2 separate regions of the Homo sapiens genome follow, and region 2 is linked to region 1. Evidence: chromatin loops called from intact Hi-C (ENCODE). Cell type or tissue: gastrocnemius medialis. All regions are shown on one strand. Each heading gives the region's core, and the rest is flanking DNA. Links, peaks and the distances in the headings are about the cores only.

Region 1 (8,334 bases), core at 263-8,262:
GCATACGTAAGTTTTGGAGCCCACAATCACAAGGTCCAGAGAATGGAGCCCAGAATTTATCTTATCTGGAGAGAGGAGACTAAGGAACTATTATGAAGTAGATCCATCCCTCACACTGAAACTCAGTCACCTCTTCTACATCAACTCTTAGAACCTGGAAAGACTGTCCTATCATTTCTCTTGATCAGCGTTTCTTTCTCCTGCCTGGAAAAGTGTAGCTCCATAGAGTACCTCACGTTAGCTCCCTCCTACAGATTATAAGAATGTTATATAAGACAAGTTCTAGTGTCATGATGGCTTATGAACCCCACTTTTAAACTTTCTTTAATTTGGAGACATGTCAGTATATTTTTTCATTTTGTTTCTGGCCTCCAAGTAGTTTACTGAAAAAGTGTTTTTCCTGTTGCATTGTTATTCAATTTTAAAAAGCTTTTTACTATAGTATCTTGGAAATTTTATGTAAATTAAATTTATGTAAATGGACAGATTTTTATTAGTTCGCATTCATATTTACTCTCTGAAAAACTATTACAAACAAGCTTTGCTTTTGTAAGAGCCATACTGTCTTTTTCTTTGATAGATCATGCTTGCTTGCATGCTCAGTAGTCCTATTCTTAAGCTATGTCCTGCCTACTTTCCTGGTATGAAAATTAGAATTCTCCCTGGATCCTTTCATATGAATGGAGGCTACATGGGCACTCTGCCAGTTCTAGAGCATGAGTGACTTTGTAATCAGAGGTTACACATTTTGGGCAGCCTCGCCACAATTTCACCCTTGAATTCCTTTAGGACTCCCAGGTGGGTGCCATATGGTTCTGGTGATTTATTTACACTTCATTTGTCAGTCGGGTTCTCATGCCCTCACTGCAGTTTCAACCCTGACCTCGCTCCTGTCCATCAAGGAGGGCAAGTTGGGAAGGATTTTCATTCTTGAGGACACCACTTGTACTAAGAGTATCATCAACTGGTTCCACTGATTTGGCCCCATTGGAACAAAATAACCTTTGGGGTTGACCTTGGCATTGGCATCTCTCAGGTTTATTTTTGGTCTGATTAGTTTCCTGGTTGTTGTTCCATTTTTATGAGCCATTTCTTTCTCCAGGTTCTCTGTGAAATCTCTATCTGGTCATGCAGGGATGTTTGCTTTCTTGAGGGTCTGCTATTTTAGGTGCTGGCTTCACCCCATCTATCCTGGAATTCTAATACTGTATTTAAAAATAATAGACTGTGACTTTATAAAGTTTTCCTTTTGACGTCCCCTTAATAATCTCGCTCTCTTTCTCTGAAATTTGGCATTCGGGTTTGGGGTGCAGCTTGAGGCAGGAGCAGCACAAGCTGTAGAGAGGGAGTATTGTGCATTCTTACCAAGAGGCCTTTTGGCAATGCAGATGCGGAGCTGAGCATGCTGTCTGAGTCAGGGCAAACTCTGTTTCTGAGGCTTGTGCTCTGAGTCAGGATCTGCACCAAGGACGGCCCAAGGTCGCCAGCCTTGTGAGTATACCCCTGTCTCTGCGTGTGGCCTATGTGCAGGCTTCCTTCCACACGCCATCTCGCTACTGGCCTGACGTGCTTCCTGCGATGAGGCCAGAATCTCTGCAGGACAGACTAAGAGAATGGGCTGAAGTGGCAGCAGGAGAAACTAATTTTGCTGGAAAGTTTCTAAGGAGCCCAATTGGGAAGCTCAAGGAGAAGGTGAAACCTCTTTGGAGATATTTAGAATATCTATCTGTGTGAGCAGGAGATGCAGACCCAAGGGAAGCAAGGGCAGCTAGGGTGGGGGGATAGGAAGGGAGTTCCTAAAGCTTCTAGGCTGAAGCTTCTGCTGATCAGGATCATTTCTCCACTCCAGCAGCAAGTGCCTGACCAGAGTTGTTAAGCTAATTGTTAAATTAGAGTGGCTGGGGAAGCAAATTGCTTCATGATGGGGCTTCTCTGACTGTGTCCAAGGCTGATGTCATCTGGCCTTGTGCCTTGTTGAGGGTGTGGTGTGGGGCGGTGGGCAGGCCTGACACACGTGTTAATGAACCTTCATCCGCTGTAGCAAGCCCTTGCTCCTCGGAGGAGCCCGCATCTTCCATTGAGGGAAAATCACTCCCAACTCCTCTGTGCTTCTGTTTAATGTCCCCAACTCCTGAGTCTTGCAATGATGATATTTTAGATCATTTTCTCTAGAGGTTGTGAACTCAGTTCCCTACAGGGGCCAGACCATTAGCATAAAAGATCATAATGACCCATGTATAGATGATGAGTGGCAGCAATCAGGGACAGTAGGGGTGGTGGGGACTGTGGCAAACTGGAGGGTGGTGTCCCAGCAGCCACTCAGCCCCAGCTGATTGATGCCATGTAGGAATGTGGGCTCCATGTTGCCAGACCTTCCTGCTTCAAGAACAGCGGCAAATATGCACTTTCTTTGTGAAGTGGCCCAGTTTTTAAATGTTGAAGCTAATTAAAAGACATTGTGTTGGTCAGAGTCCATTCACAAGATGAGTTTGTCCTGTGTGCCCCTAGTTTGCAGCTTCTGATTCTGGTTCAAACTCCTCGGTTTACAGATTAGGAAACAGATCCAGAGAAGTTAAGCTTCTGGTCCAAGGTTACAGGGAGTCAGTGAAGGAGTCAGAATCACTACCTGTGGCCTCTAACTCCTGTCTGCTGCTATTCCACTTCTTGGTGCTGGTTTGGGACCAGACATTGTCTGCGCTGGGTCAGGCTGGCCAGAGGAGAGTAGACCTGGGTGGACATGGTTGTGTGATGTCTCATGTCGCATTATTATCCCTCTGCTTTTGTGAGTTGCTGAGCTCAGATGCCCCAGATGGGTGGGAAGGCTCAGGGAAGTCAGGAAGCTTTTGCAGGTAGCAGCAATGCTTAGGGAGAGGAAAAGAGTGGAGAGGATTTAGGCTGCCCCCTGGTTTGGGGCTCCTGAGGACTTAAGGCCATTCATTCCTACTCTTCATTCCTACTCTTTCCCATGCCATGCACATATGCAGGGCCACTCATTCATTCCTACTCTTTCCCATGGCATGCACATATGCAGGGCCACTTCCAAATCCGCATCCTTCCAGTCATTCAGGTGCATAGCTTGGGATCATCCTTAATTGTCCCCGCTCTTCCTCTGGAACTTCTCAGCTCTGAATCCCCTTGCCAGTTCTACCGCCACTCTCCAGTTCAGAAGTTTAATGATACAACATTGGTACTATTGCAATAGGCTTCAAACCTGACTCCCAATCTATTCTCCCCATTACCGTCTGATACGTCTTCCCAAGCACAGTCTTTGAACCTTGGCATGCTCCTGCTCAAAGTAGCTCCCATTGGATAAAGTAGCAACTCCTTAACTTGGCATCCCAGGCTCCAGAGCACCACAGCATTGCTGCCATGGTCATAAGGCTGGCCTGGGTGTGCATCCCAGCTCTGCCACTTATCAACTGTGACATCATGGGCAGTTTTCTTGACTTCTGTGGACCCGTTTGCTTCTTTGTGATAGGGGGTTTTACATAGAATTGTTTCAACGAATAAATGAGATCATGAATGTAAAGCAGTTAGCCTGGCATATACCGACTACTCAAAGGTATTATTCAAGGACCTCTACGCTCTGGCCCCGGTATTACCTGTCCCATAGGCTTAGCTCCAGTGACTTGAACTACTTGGTGATCTCTGTGCCTTTGCTCCTGTTTTTCCATCCTCTAATATTCATCTTTTTGTGGTGCTCCTTTATATATTTTGTGCTGTAGGTATTTGTGTACTTGTCTTGACTTCCTTACTCAACTGTATGTTGTTTGAGGGCAGGACCTGGGTCTGACTCATTCTGTACTATACTAGCATAAGAGACACAAAGTGTTTGTGGAATGGATATTTACCTCAGTGAAACAGCTGCCTAGACTTGGGTTCCATATGAATTAGTTAATTGATAATGTATTTATAATAGCCTCATGGATATTTATTGGGTCCTACTGTGTTTAGGGGCTCAGTGGTAAATGCATCAGGTACAGTCTAGGCCCTGTCGTGTAATGGGGAAACAGGCTGGTAGAGTGGCCATAATGCATGTGGTAAGGATGGTGACAGGGCAGGTACAGGGCTGTGGCTGGGGAGGTACAGGGCTGTGACGGGAGACACTGAGGAGGATATGGGAGCACATAGCAGAGACAACAAACATAGTCCTAACATCTCGAGGGCTTGCTGGAAGAAGAGGTCTTCCACCTGAGACTAGAAAGATGAGTAGAACCTTGACTCAGGTACATAGTAAAATTGCTTTAAGTCTCAGTTTAAAAAATCTTGTTTTATTTGCATTTACTCGCAAGCACTTACAGAAATACTTCCTTAGTACTAGGTTTTCTGAAGTGATCTCTCACTCTCAACCAAGGCAGTTGTTAACATTTGAAGGTTTCTAGGGACTGGGACAAGGGTTGTTGATTGTATTCAACTTTTACCAAGCCAACAGCTGTGGCTGGAGACAGAAAGTTTTCTCTTTTAAGAGCTGGGTGGAAGATTATTCTCTTCTATCTGGGAAAAGATAATCATATACTTTCATGCTGTCAGGGTGGGGCCTATTCTGTTTTTGTTTGTTGCTTGCTTGTTTTGTGGCTTCAGCTGTGTGGATACAGAGCAGGAAGGCTAGAAGCAGGAAGAGGCTGGGGTGTTTTTCTGACCCTACAGATAGTTCTTCTTGGGTCGGGAAGAGAGACTGTAGTAGCAAACATGATCTGCAGCTGCAGAGGAAGCAGAGGGGATTTTTGCATCAAGGACAGACGTGGGGATGAGGAACTGTATACAAGTCAGGAAACTTGATACCAGAGAGAGGAGGCCACAGAAGATAAGGGGTCTCCGTAGACCCTGTACAAAAGAAATGTACAAGAGGAAGACAAATGGATTAAGAATCATTGTGATGGATAATCAGAAAGATTATGAATGATACTTACATGTTTCTTTAAAAGGGATTACTTTTTTGGCTTAATGCTTGTACTCTGTTCTCTTATTTTATTATTTTATTTTTAAAGGTATTAAACTGTGCTGCTTTTTAACCACACCTAACATTTAGGACCCAGAGCCCAAGACATCTACTGCCACCTGGTGGTAGAGTATACCACCTGTGGGATTTGGAATTGATGAGACTACATTGATTGAAAATTGATTCTGCAGTCAAAATATGGAATCATAGAACATAGAGTTGTTGGAGATATTAAAGATTACATAGTTTTTCTTCTAATAAAACCCAACGTCTTTTTATATAAGTATTTTAGTTGAATGCCTCCAATGACAGAGAGCTCATGATCTGGCCTGACAGGCTATTTTGTCTTTCATTCTTGTTAGTTAGAATGTTTTTTCTTTTTATTTATTTTTAAATAGAAAAGTCACTTGTATTTATTTGTCTTCATGTTTACCTCTGGAAAAAACTCACAAGTTTAGTGATTCATCTATATAATAAGCTTTCAAATATTTGCAGGAACGTGTTTGTTTCCCCATAATCTTTTTGTCTTCAGGTTAAACAGTCATAGTTCCATATTTATTATTCTGATGTCATGCTTCTCAGAATCCCCATAGCATTTCTTTCCTCTAGTTGCATTCTATGTTGCCAGTGTTCCTGCTGCCAGAATTGGATCCAACCCATTGTTCCAGACAAGATCAGGTTAGTGAACTCTAGTACTTGCAGGCTGTCTGAACACGAAACTTCTAACACCTTCTGTATAGTATGAGTTAGCTTTCTGTAGCCTTTCCACAATGCTGACTCCTCTTAGGTTTGTGGTAACTGAAAGCCCAAGAATTTGTATCCTTTCCCACACTGTAAAACTTTTTTTTAAAAAGCTAAAAGCAAGGCTGTACTTTAGAAAGAAAGCTTAATGACACAAGTTTAACACAAATACATTCTAAATTTCAGAGGTTACTCGTAAAGCCAAAGCCTTTTTGAACTCCATACCAACTCAGTTTCTCTTTGGAGGTAGATCCTGGTATTAGTTATTAGGGGTCCTTCCAGATCTTTCTGTGCATTTACATAGATAGATAGATAGATATCATCAGAAATGTGTAAATTGTGTATGTGTGTTTGAGGTTAACATATCATTTTGCAAGTTTTCTGCATGCAGCATGTCCTGGAAATCTTCTGCATAGTGTATTTCACAGTGTGGATATTCCATAGTTTTCTTAGCAATTCTTCGATTATTTCTGGTGTTTAAAATCATCATAAACAGCGTCTCCTTGTACACATGTACAAGTGCTTCTCTAGGGTAGATACAAAAGACTGGGTGAGTGATACATATATGTTTATTTTAAAATGTAGATCTCAGACATGAAATTTGCCCTTGTTAATTTTGACCTAGTGTTCGAATCTGCCCAGATAATTTTATGTCTTGATTTTGATCATCTATTATAATATTAAGCCCACTATACCAGTTTTGCCCATAGTATAAGCATATCTTTGATCTCCTGATCTAAGGAAACGATTGTTTTAAAAGTCAAACACAACAATTAAGGGAGGAGCTCTGTGGCCATTACCAGAGACCTGCATTCCACCTAAAGCTCACTGTATGCTCCTAACAAACACTTTGGTCCATGCAGTTTATCTACAGCAATTCTACCCAACTATACGCTCATCCCATTCATTTTTTACCATCTCATATACAAGAGTTTCATGGAGGACATTTGTAAAAGGCTTAGCAGAAATCCAGACTCACCTTCTATGACATTCTCCTGTCTACTGTAGCGGGACTGTCATGGAGGGAAATGAGAACGGCACACGTTGCTCCTGGGCATCTGTTATTTAAAATAGATCCTGGTAACACTTTAATGAGCAATGTGTTTATGTACCTCCATGCAAGAGTGTATTCAGTCTCAAAGATATCAAGAAAAAATAAGCTGTCCACTCCCAGTTGCCTGTCTTACCTATATGTTCTCAGTCTAGTTGGTCTCCCAGGGAAACTGTCTGATGGCTGAGACATAGCTGCTTTAGTGAAAAGCTCATGGGTTATATTTCTAATGTTATTCAGGCTAATTTGTCCCACCCTATCAAAACATAAAAGAGGTAAAGGGGCCGGGCACAGTGGCTCACGCCTGTAATCCCAGCTCTTTGGGAGGCTGAAACAGGCAGATCGCTTGAACCTAGGAGTTCAAGACCAGGCTGGGCAACATAGGGAGATGTTGTTTCTACTAAAAATACAAAAATTAGCTGGATGTGGTGGCACACACCTGTAGTCCAGCTACTCAGGAGGCCGAGGTGGGAGGATCCCTTGAGCCTGAAAGTGAGCCAAGATCAAGCCACTGCACTCCAGCCTGGGTGACAGAATGAGGCCCTGTCTCAGAAAAAACAAGCAAACAAAAAACAACTTCAAAAACAAACAAACAAAAAACAGCGGTATACTCACACAGACATCCACAGGCTTAGTGCATGTATGTGTGCATTGACATGTAGTCATCCTCACAAAGTTGTCTCTGTAAACATGGTTAAAGGACTTTCCCTGAGTCACAGCCTTACTGGCTTACTTTGCATCATCATAAAAAGAATAGAAATGATAAGCAGGTTAATTTCTAACTTACTTTTATCTAGCTTAGAAATTTGTTATAAGACATGCCACAGATGACCCTCAAAATGGTAGTGAAGATGAGACTGTGGTCCAGGGGTTCTGGGTAGGTGGTGGAGCATGGAGGCAGTGTAGCTGTCCCTGGATGCCCAGCTGCAATTGCATCAGGCTGCATGGCTTCCCGGGCTGGGGTTTGGCAGCACCATTGCCCTTCTGTAGGTAGCCAGGCTTAGATTCTTCATTGAGGAAAAGTTCTTGTGTTTCCTCATTTTTAGGGCAACTAGTATGGAAAACATAACCTCAAGTATCTTTGATGTAATCTCCAAGGGAAAAGTTGCTCCAACTTTTTCTTACTGTAAGTAGAAATTCTGTTTCCTATTTTTTCCTTCAATGGGCCTGAGCTATGGAAGGCTCTGGCAAAGCTACAACCAAGTAATTCTTCTCCAGAATCCCACAGCTGGCTTTATTTGGGGGGTGAGGTGGTGGTGGTGCCAGTTCTGCTTCAGAAAATTAGAAGAAACAACAAATACTCCTCTAACAAACCTAAAAAACATAGTGAGGAATGCAGAAGGGAAGTGATACCAAATGAGTGAATTGTGCCCCTTTTGCAATCTGCAGTGTCCCTTTACTCTGGGCACTATGTTAGGTGCTCGGTGCTTATGGAAGGCAGCAGTGGGGTGGGATATAAACTATATGATCATGACAAACAATGACTTCGGTTCAGAGGAGTTTACAGTGTGGTAAAAATAGTATGCAGACAACATGAACGCAATGAACTAACCAGTGTTTCTCTTGAAAGAGTTAGACTGATGCTTGGGTAAATAAACCACCC
Region 2 (8,334 bases), core at 204-8,203, 170 kb after region 1:
GAGATTAATGAAAGACTATCAGTAGCAGGGACCCCGAGCTTAATGCCTACATTGGTGGGGTAGTCTCTATCGTATTCTAGCGATGATCATCTTGTTCATTTTCCTTGAGTCCGAGATGTTTCCTTCACCCACCTGCCTGTCTGTTTCTATATTGGCATTGCTGTAGTGTCAGAAGTACAATTCTGGAATTAGTGCTCAGTTAATGCACATTTTGAGGCTCCTTCATTTCCATGGCCATGCCACCATTGTAGGACTTGGCAGGTCTGTGGGGCCTGCACAGTCCATGTGGGGCTAAGGGACTACAGGGGCTCATGGAAACGCTGTGAACAGGGACAGGTTGTAGGGAGTGGGGAAGAGCTGGCTATCATGCTTCAAATGCGGAGAGACACATTTGTGATTCCCTGGAGAACAATAACTGGAGCAATCAGAGGCGGAAACCACTTGGTCATGAAGTAACTATGAGAAGCAGCCCTGGTTATTCCAGGAACCAGTAAGTGCCTGTAGCGATAAATCAAGGACCCACCCAGCACTGGACAAAAGAATTCCTAATAAGTGAGGGTAGTGAGTCTCCTTCACATGCATATTCCATGTATACTCTCAGAAGGGGCTTTGGGCATCAGCATTGACTTGGTGGGAGTGGAACAATAGCAGAGAAAGAATGGGCTGCAGGGAAAAATGCTGACACCTGGAAATTATGTAGGGTATTCCAGTCCAGGAAGAATGAACCCCAGAATCCTCCCCTCTGGGAGGTGAAATGCGCATGCTTGCTAAAAATTTTCTTACCTATAAAATAGGCATAAAGATATTACCAAACACAATGGTAGTGAGGATTCTGTGAGATAACACATGTAAAATGCCTAGCCCATTATTTAGCTCACAGAAGGGGCTGACAACAACTGGCAGTTTCTTTCCCTTCCCTTGCTTGAAAGTAGGGACCTTCTTTTGTCACTTGTCCTTTATTGTCCCTAGCACTGCTTTTTCAAAGTTAGGGTTAGGGTTATGCTTAAGTTTAGGATTAGAGCTAGTAGTGATAGCAGTTACAGCCATAGGTCAGTAACACTTCACTTCTAATACGTAATGAATGAATATATGTGCCTAACAGTGTGACAAAGTTTTGGCCTATATTTTTAAATTAGAAAGATATTTCTTTTACTGGAGAAAGTAAGTGCAGAAAAAATATTTTAAGAGTTTTTTAAAGCTCTTGTAACTGCACCACCTAGAGATAATAACAATATATTAACATATTTCCTTCCTATCTTTTTTTAGAGGTTTGTTTTTTTGAGACGGAGTTTCACTCTTGTCACCCAGGCTGGAGTGCAATGGCGTGATCTTGGCTCACTGCAACCTCCGCCTCCTTGGTTCAAGCGATCCTCTTGCCTCAGCCTCACAAGTAGCTGGGATGACAAGTGCCCACCACACGTCCAGCTAATTTTTGTATTTTTAGTAGAGATGGGGTTTCACTATGTTGGGCAGGCTGGTCTGGAACTCCTGACCTCAAGTGATCCACACACCTCAGCCTCCCAAAGTGCTAGGATTACAGGCGTGAGCGACCGCGCCTGGCCTAGAGCTTTTTAAAAACAGAAATGGACTGTATTGTTTCTTCAGTTTTGCTGCTTGCTTTATTCCAGTTAGCATTATACTATAGGAATATTTTCATAACATTAAAAACTTTTCATGTGTAATAGTGTGTCTTGGGATGCATCATATTTAATTAACCATATCACTGGGCATCTAAGTCGTTTCCAGAAGTTCAGTGTTGTAAGTAACCCTCAGTAAAAATCTTTTTATGTAAACCTTTGTCTGTATCTTAAGTGGTTTCTTCGAGATAAATCTGTAGCAATCATGGGCTTTTTTTAGTTGTTACATATATAATTTTTTTTTGCTTTTTAAAAATTGATACATAATGTACATATTTATAGGGTGCATATGATATTTTGATAGATGTATACAATGTGCAGTGGTCAAATCAGAGGCATTGAGATTTCCATCATCTCAGAAATTTATCATTTTTTTTGTTGGAAACATTCCAAATCTTCTCTTATAGCTATTTTGAAATATATTATAAATTATTGTTAACTAGAGTCACTCTACTGTGCTATCAAACACTAGATCTTATTCCTTCTATGTAACTGTATTTTGTACCTATTAATCACCCTCTTTGTTCCTTCTCCCTTCTCTTCCCAGCGTCTGGTAATCATCATTGTATTTACTACCTGTGTGAGTTGTTTTTTTCTAGCTCCCACATATGAGTGAGAACACACAATATTTGCCTTTCTGTACCTGGCTTATTTCACTGAACATAATGTCCTTCAGTTCCATCCATGTTGCTGCAAATGATAAGATTTCATTCTTTTTATGGCTGAAGAGTACTCCGTTGTGTATTTATATCACATTTTCTTTATCCATTCATCTGTTGATGGACAGTAAGGTTGATTCCATGTCTTGGCTATTGTGAATAGTGCTGCAGTAAACATGGGAGTGCAGGTATCTTTTTGATACACAGATTTCCTTTCTTTTGGCTACATACCCAGCAGTGGGATTGCTGGATCATACGGTAATTTTATATTTATTTTTTTGAGAAACCTCTGTACTGTTTTCTGTAGTTGCTGTACTAACTTACATTCCCACCAACAGTGTATGAGTGTTTCCCTTTTTCTGCATCCACCTCAGCATCTGTTATTTTCTGTTTTTTTTTGTCATTGTTGTTGTTTTTTGTTTTTTTTTAGTAGCCATTCTAAATGAGGTGAGATGATATCTTATATGGTTTTGAGTTGCATTTCACTGATGATTAGTGATGTTGAGTATGTTTTTCATGTACCTGTTGGCCATTTTGTATATCTTCTTTTGAGAAATGTCTATTCGGATCTTTTGCCCATGTTTTAATCAGATTACTTATTTTATGAACCTTTTTTTAAAGCTGGTGGGACAACTCACCAAATTTATTTCCAAATTTATCAATTTATACTCCCAGTATGACTTGCAATGTTTGTCTTTCTGTGCCTGGCTTATTTCACTTAACATAATGTCCTTCAGTTCCATCCATGGTCATGCAAATGACAAGATCTCATTCTTTTTATTGGCTGACTAGTACTCCATTATGATTTCCTTTCTTTTGGCCATATACCTAGACATGGGATCGCTGGATCATATGGTAGTTTTATTTTTACTTTTTGAGAAACCTCCGTACTGTTTTCCAATGAGATTTCCTATTCTTTGCATTTCCCTAAATTTATTTGCTCACCATTGCCCAGGCACCATTGTGCAAACATTCTTATCACCATCATCAATGACCCTAACTTAGGGCCATATATTGTGTACCTAAACCTTATCCTGACTTTGGAAAGACTAAAGGGATTGGTCACAGGGCCTGCTCTGCAGGGCCTCCCAGGCAAGGATTCCTTTTACTTTCCTAAACTAATATGGCCCCTTAACAGGGAGCGCACATTAAAGTTAGGATCTGATATGAAATCTAAAAAGGGCTTGCTTGTTTTTTTTTGCCCTTGGTGATTCTTTAGTTTTGCCTCTGGATGTGTTTCAGCTCCTTGGCTGGTTGTGTAGTCAGTTCTGGCATGGCTTAAAGTGGTTAACCTCTTTTGTGTTTATCAGAACTGGTGTCCTTATCTGCCTTTTATGGAGAAAGGCCTTTCTGGGCAGCAATGTTGAATGAGCCTGGAAAGCCTAGATGTGGTCATTTAATTTCTCTTTTAGGCTACTGTTGTCTATGGCTCACCAAGAGCAGGCTGATTAGGAAGCTGAAGTGTCTGGTGTCACCTTGATTAGGTCAACTTCAATGTCAGGTGAAATAAGATCCAATGCATTCAGGTGTTTCTGGAGTTTGTGGTAGGTAATCAGGATGAGTTAAATTTAGCTGGGATTCATTTGGCTGGAATATTGAAAATAAGAGAGTTCCCTGAATATAGATGCTGGAGAGACAGCCTAGCATCTGGGGAAAAGGATGTGTTTTTCAGTTATGGGGATCCAGATTTGGGGCTGTTTCTCTTTCCCCCATTACATATCATTTTCACTGTGTTTTCTATTTCTCTCTTTACTTATCATTGGTTAAGTCTGATTATGTGCCCTTCACTGATGTTTGGGGTTGAGTATGTTTTCAGGCATATATTTGATACGGACACTCTATGTTACGACACTTCAGTTTTGTAGAGACTGCCTTTATTGTACACTCTTCTGGCAGTTTAGGTGTGCTGCCACCAAGTGGTAGAGTACCTGAGCTCAGTTGCCCAAGAAGACATAGATGGGTTTTGTCAGAGGCTCCAATGGTTCTATTCTGGTTCTCTCCTCATTAAATCTGGGATTTTCCAAGCTTTACTGTTTAAAATTTTATTGAAACACTGAAATTTAAGCAACCAATAAGCAAGGATTACTCTTCTTCAACTACAAGTGAGTTTGATACAATCTTTCTCAAAGAACTGTAGTAAATGATAGATAAAATAATGTTTGTGAAAATGTTTCACCTGCTATGTTGAAACTGGGAATTTTATAATAATGCTATTTTGGGGATATAAATAGTGTGGTGTTTCTATAATAATTCTTTTTAAAATAAAATCAAATTTAAAAAAACTAAAACACTAACAAAAAACATTCCTGTTGGTTTTGCCTTCATCTTTGGTAGATCTGAAGTTGCAGTGCCCCAAGCGAACTTATCTCTTGGAGCTCCCACTGTCCCCCTGACCTTTTTCATCAGCCACAAACATTGAAGATAAAACATTGAAGATAATTTGTCTTTTCAGACCTTCCTTTCCAGACAATATTTTCTTTCTCTCAACATGGAAGATGAGTACAAGAAAAACAAAACTATCTAGGGTTTCTGTTGCAGAGAATTTAGCTTGGGTGTAGGCACTCATCAGTTGCAGAAGATTTCTGTACCAGTTTGCCTCTGTCACTTGTATTGAAAAAAAAAAGTCTCCCCCTCGCCTTCTCCACCCCATCTCATGTTTTCTTAGATTGCTTTAGAAAAAAAGATTTATTCAGAATTTTGTTCTCAAAAGTCCAGCATTACCTAAACAAAACAAGTGATTTGAACAGCATTTAAAGATTTTTGAATCTGGAAAACTCATATAATGGGGGTGAGTCCCATCCCTTCTATGAGATCTGAGTGTCCTGAGAGAAACCACACAACTTTCTCTCTGATAGGTGGTGAACCTCTTGCAGGTTGGAATGGTTGGTTTTGTTTCTTGCCCCTGAGGGTGTGGAGCACCACCTTGCAAACTGGCTGAATTCAATTAGACTGGAGGCTCCCCAAGGAAAAAGGAGAGGGCTTCACCCCCCCCATACTCCTTAGGGCCAATGCCGGGATCTCTATTTCAGACATGAAGTACCTGAGGCCAGACTGAGGTTTCCTTCAGGAGGTTCTCTTTCCTCTGTCCGGGGCTGTGACCACAGGGGGTTACCCAGGCCAGAGGTGGGTGGACTGGCACTGTGGCAGAGTGGGGCAGAGCCTTCTGCCAGGGGACGGAGCATGGATGTACCTGCGAGGGAACTAGCAGTGGACTCAGTCTCACCAAGGAGCTATATTCTTGTTTCTAAATTAAGCAAGTATGACAGCCAGCCCCATTTCTCCTGGAACTTAGATGGGAGCACTTTGTCAGCCATGGTGACTCAGCAAGGATGAATGTTTTTCGGATAATTTACTGACGTAATTCAAGCATGTGTCCTGATGGCCCTGGCCCCTCTTTCCTTTTCTCTCAGAGCCTCCTTCCTCTCTGCATTTCCCATTTGTTCTAGGTCAAGTGAGGACCAGCCTTGGTTTTGAGAGCTACTAAAAAACTCTAAAATCAGTACATTTTTCTCCCTTGCATCTCCCAGACTGTTCTGTCCGGAGCTGGAATTTTATCTGTTTCCATCGCTAGTAATGCATGTGCCAGGTTTTGGCCTGGTGCCTGAGACAAGGTCTGAACCTTGTCCTGTGATGCACTCCACCCTGGTTCCCTACACAGGAAGAGAATGTCCTGGATCTCCAGACCATAAGCTGTTTTCCTTTGCAGGAAATTCAGGCTTCACCCTCATTGGCTGAAGAGAAACTCCCTGTTTTGAACTTGGAGGAAAGCAAGACCATTCCTCACCCTCTTGCAGCTCTGACTATGAAGGAGTGCTGCATTGGGAAGATTGCACATTGGTTCAGATTTAATTCTGTGGATACACAGGACACTTGTTTAGTTCTTACATACACACAAACTCAGAGGGAATGGTCAAATGATCTCTTGGCTGAATTTGCAGATTAATGGGGTGGGGAATGGGGGAGGGACCCAGTTCTTGCCTTCAGGAGGTTTGTGGTCTGGTTAAGGTTTCAGAATCCACAGGAGAAGACAAAAACTGAAAGCTTCCAAGGCAGCAGCCACACAAGCATGTCAGTTAAATGGACGTAATCAGACATAATTTACTGGTGGTAAAAATCTGACCTGGATTGTAAAGGAAATAGATGAATTGGAATTCTGGAGCTTAAAGGCAGGAAGAAGCTGTAGAGGTCTGCCAGGCCAACTCTTTCTTTTAAAAAGAGTAGAATGCTGTCTAAAGGGGTCCAGTCATGGGCTCAGGGTCCTCCAGCTGGCTAGGGTACCAGTCCTGAGCTTGCTGCAATCATACATACACTGCCCCCTAACATAGACCCTGCCTGTGGGACAGCAGGGTGCCTAGAGCAGCATGCACAGGATAAGGGCCTCTATGAAGTCATATGTGGAGGGATTCTTCCACCCTATATGTGAGCTTCCTGAGCTTCTGAGCTAGTTATGCATGGGGGCAGCCTAGTTTATTCTGATTTGGAGCAAAGACCTGGAGCCCTTGGTCCTCCCTGTTCCATTTCAAGATCCAAACATGCAAGCCTTCACCTCCCACAGGGCTCCCCGACTCCAGCTCTTTGACCTCCCTTGTAATTCCCAGGTTCCCACTAGTGTCTGAGCCATCACAAGGTTTTTCCTCCATGTAAACCATGGGGATCTCATCAGTCCCCTCTGCCAGGGCAACCCTGGCTGTGTGTCAGAGGGAAGGCAGGCTAGCTAGAGGGTAACAGCCGCCTGCCCTGCAGGAAATAGAGCTCCTGCACTGGTTGGTAAAACCCAGTGGGCATGGCCTGGGGGGGGTGGCTTTGTGTGGCGTGTTGCATTGTGTGTTGGTGGGGATGGTTGTGCATGTGTCTGCGTGCTGCAGGCAAAGAGCACTGGGCTTTCAAGAATGTGACTGCTACTTAAGGAGAAAGAGGAGGAGGGAAGGAGAGGAGGTGTGTGCAAGCCACAGCAAGGACTGTTTCCTGGAGGAAACATGTGGTTTATTAATGAGGATTCCACCTGGCCTGCCAGGAAACCAGAGCCCAGCTGGAGAGTGTGTGGGGGTTCCTGTGAGAGGGCAGGGAGAGGTGGGGGTGTGACAAGAGAATGAGGAGTGGTGATGGCATGGTAGTAGGCCAAGCCTGGGAGAGTTGCTGCTCTGTCTCCTGGACAGGTCGGGTGCAGCACCTGAGTGGGAGGCAGCCCATGGCTGCACTGTTGCCATTTCTCTTGAGTCCCCTCAGCTCTCTTCTCTTACTCCACGTTTTAGAAAGGCTCCTTGTGTCTTACAGTGGGGTGGCTGAGGCACTGTGCTTAGACAGGTCACAGTCTTTGTCACAGATATATGTGCTATGATCATAATGATATTTTTTAAAGTTAAAAGATGAATTGTTTTTCATATAGCCTGACTAAGGGGAGTGGGGAGCGGGAAAGAAGGAGAGGGTAGAGAAGGCCAGAAGAGAGTACCTTGGGGGTTGTCTGAGGAGGGCTGCGGAAAATGGGAGGGCTATGTGGGTTTTGGTTTCCAGTTCTTTCTTTCCCTGTAGTGCTTTGGTTTCCATTTCATTTCTGCTGCATGTTCTGAATGGCCCAGAAGGAAGGGATGAACAGCTCTGTGAGGGAGGGTGGGAAATAGGGCAGGAAGCTGCTGTCCTGAAATGGATGTCAGTTTCCATCCCACTCCCATCTGAACCCACCCCTTTGCCACCTTCTCTCCCTAGCCAGCTAGACCAGACTCTAGGAGCAATGGTTCTTGTGCTTTCACAGTTTTCATGTCTTCTCTTGGCTAAGAGTAGCTCCTTCCAAACAAATGCTGTGCTCCCAAGCCACTCTGATTCAGAAAGTGGGTCTCTTCCTTTGGTGAACAGGAGTTGTGTTTCAGAGCCTGTAAGGCTGTAAAATGACCTTACTGATTGACAAACCCATCAGGGTTTATGCAGCTGCCTCATGCTGGTCCCTCCAAGGTGTACATCCTTTGGAAGACTGCGTGCATTTGCCTGATCCTGCTGTCACCCCCGCCATTCCCGGAGCTCTCTTTGGGAGCTCCCTTCAGCTG

Evidence for each region. Peaks named below come from ENCODE experiments on the same cell type or tissue, not always from the same donor. Only the 100,000 strongest peaks of a DNase experiment are listed, where the experiment ranks them.
Region 2: a loop joins it to region 1, with 3.0 times the contacts of the local background. A loop is called at or near these places in 3 of 110 quality-filtered maps.

The regions. Positions count from the first base shown.
Region 1 is chr3:124,074,476-124,082,809 of GRCh38, forward strand. All of the region lies in intron 1 of KALRN (kalirin RhoGEF kinase), which reads left to right. Among named protein-coding and RNA genes, the nearest start is that of KALRN, 45 kb to the left of the region's middle. In gastrocnemius medialis, for the core only: a CTCF peak has its summit at 5,059 (motif pointing left); no DNase peak of the experiment used is centred there; H3K27ac peaks cover 1,219 bases.
Region 2 is chr3:124,242,975-124,251,308 of GRCh38, forward strand. The region is part of intron 3 of KALRN (kalirin RhoGEF kinase); the gene reads left to right. Among named protein-coding and RNA genes, the nearest start is that of MIR5002, 110 kb to the left of the region's middle. RefSeq lists an enhancer at 4,863-6,062. In gastrocnemius medialis, for the core only: CTCF peaks have their summits at 4,221 (motif pointing left) and 4,421; DNase peaks (open chromatin) are centred at 5,630 and 5,919; H3K27ac peaks cover 5,098 bases.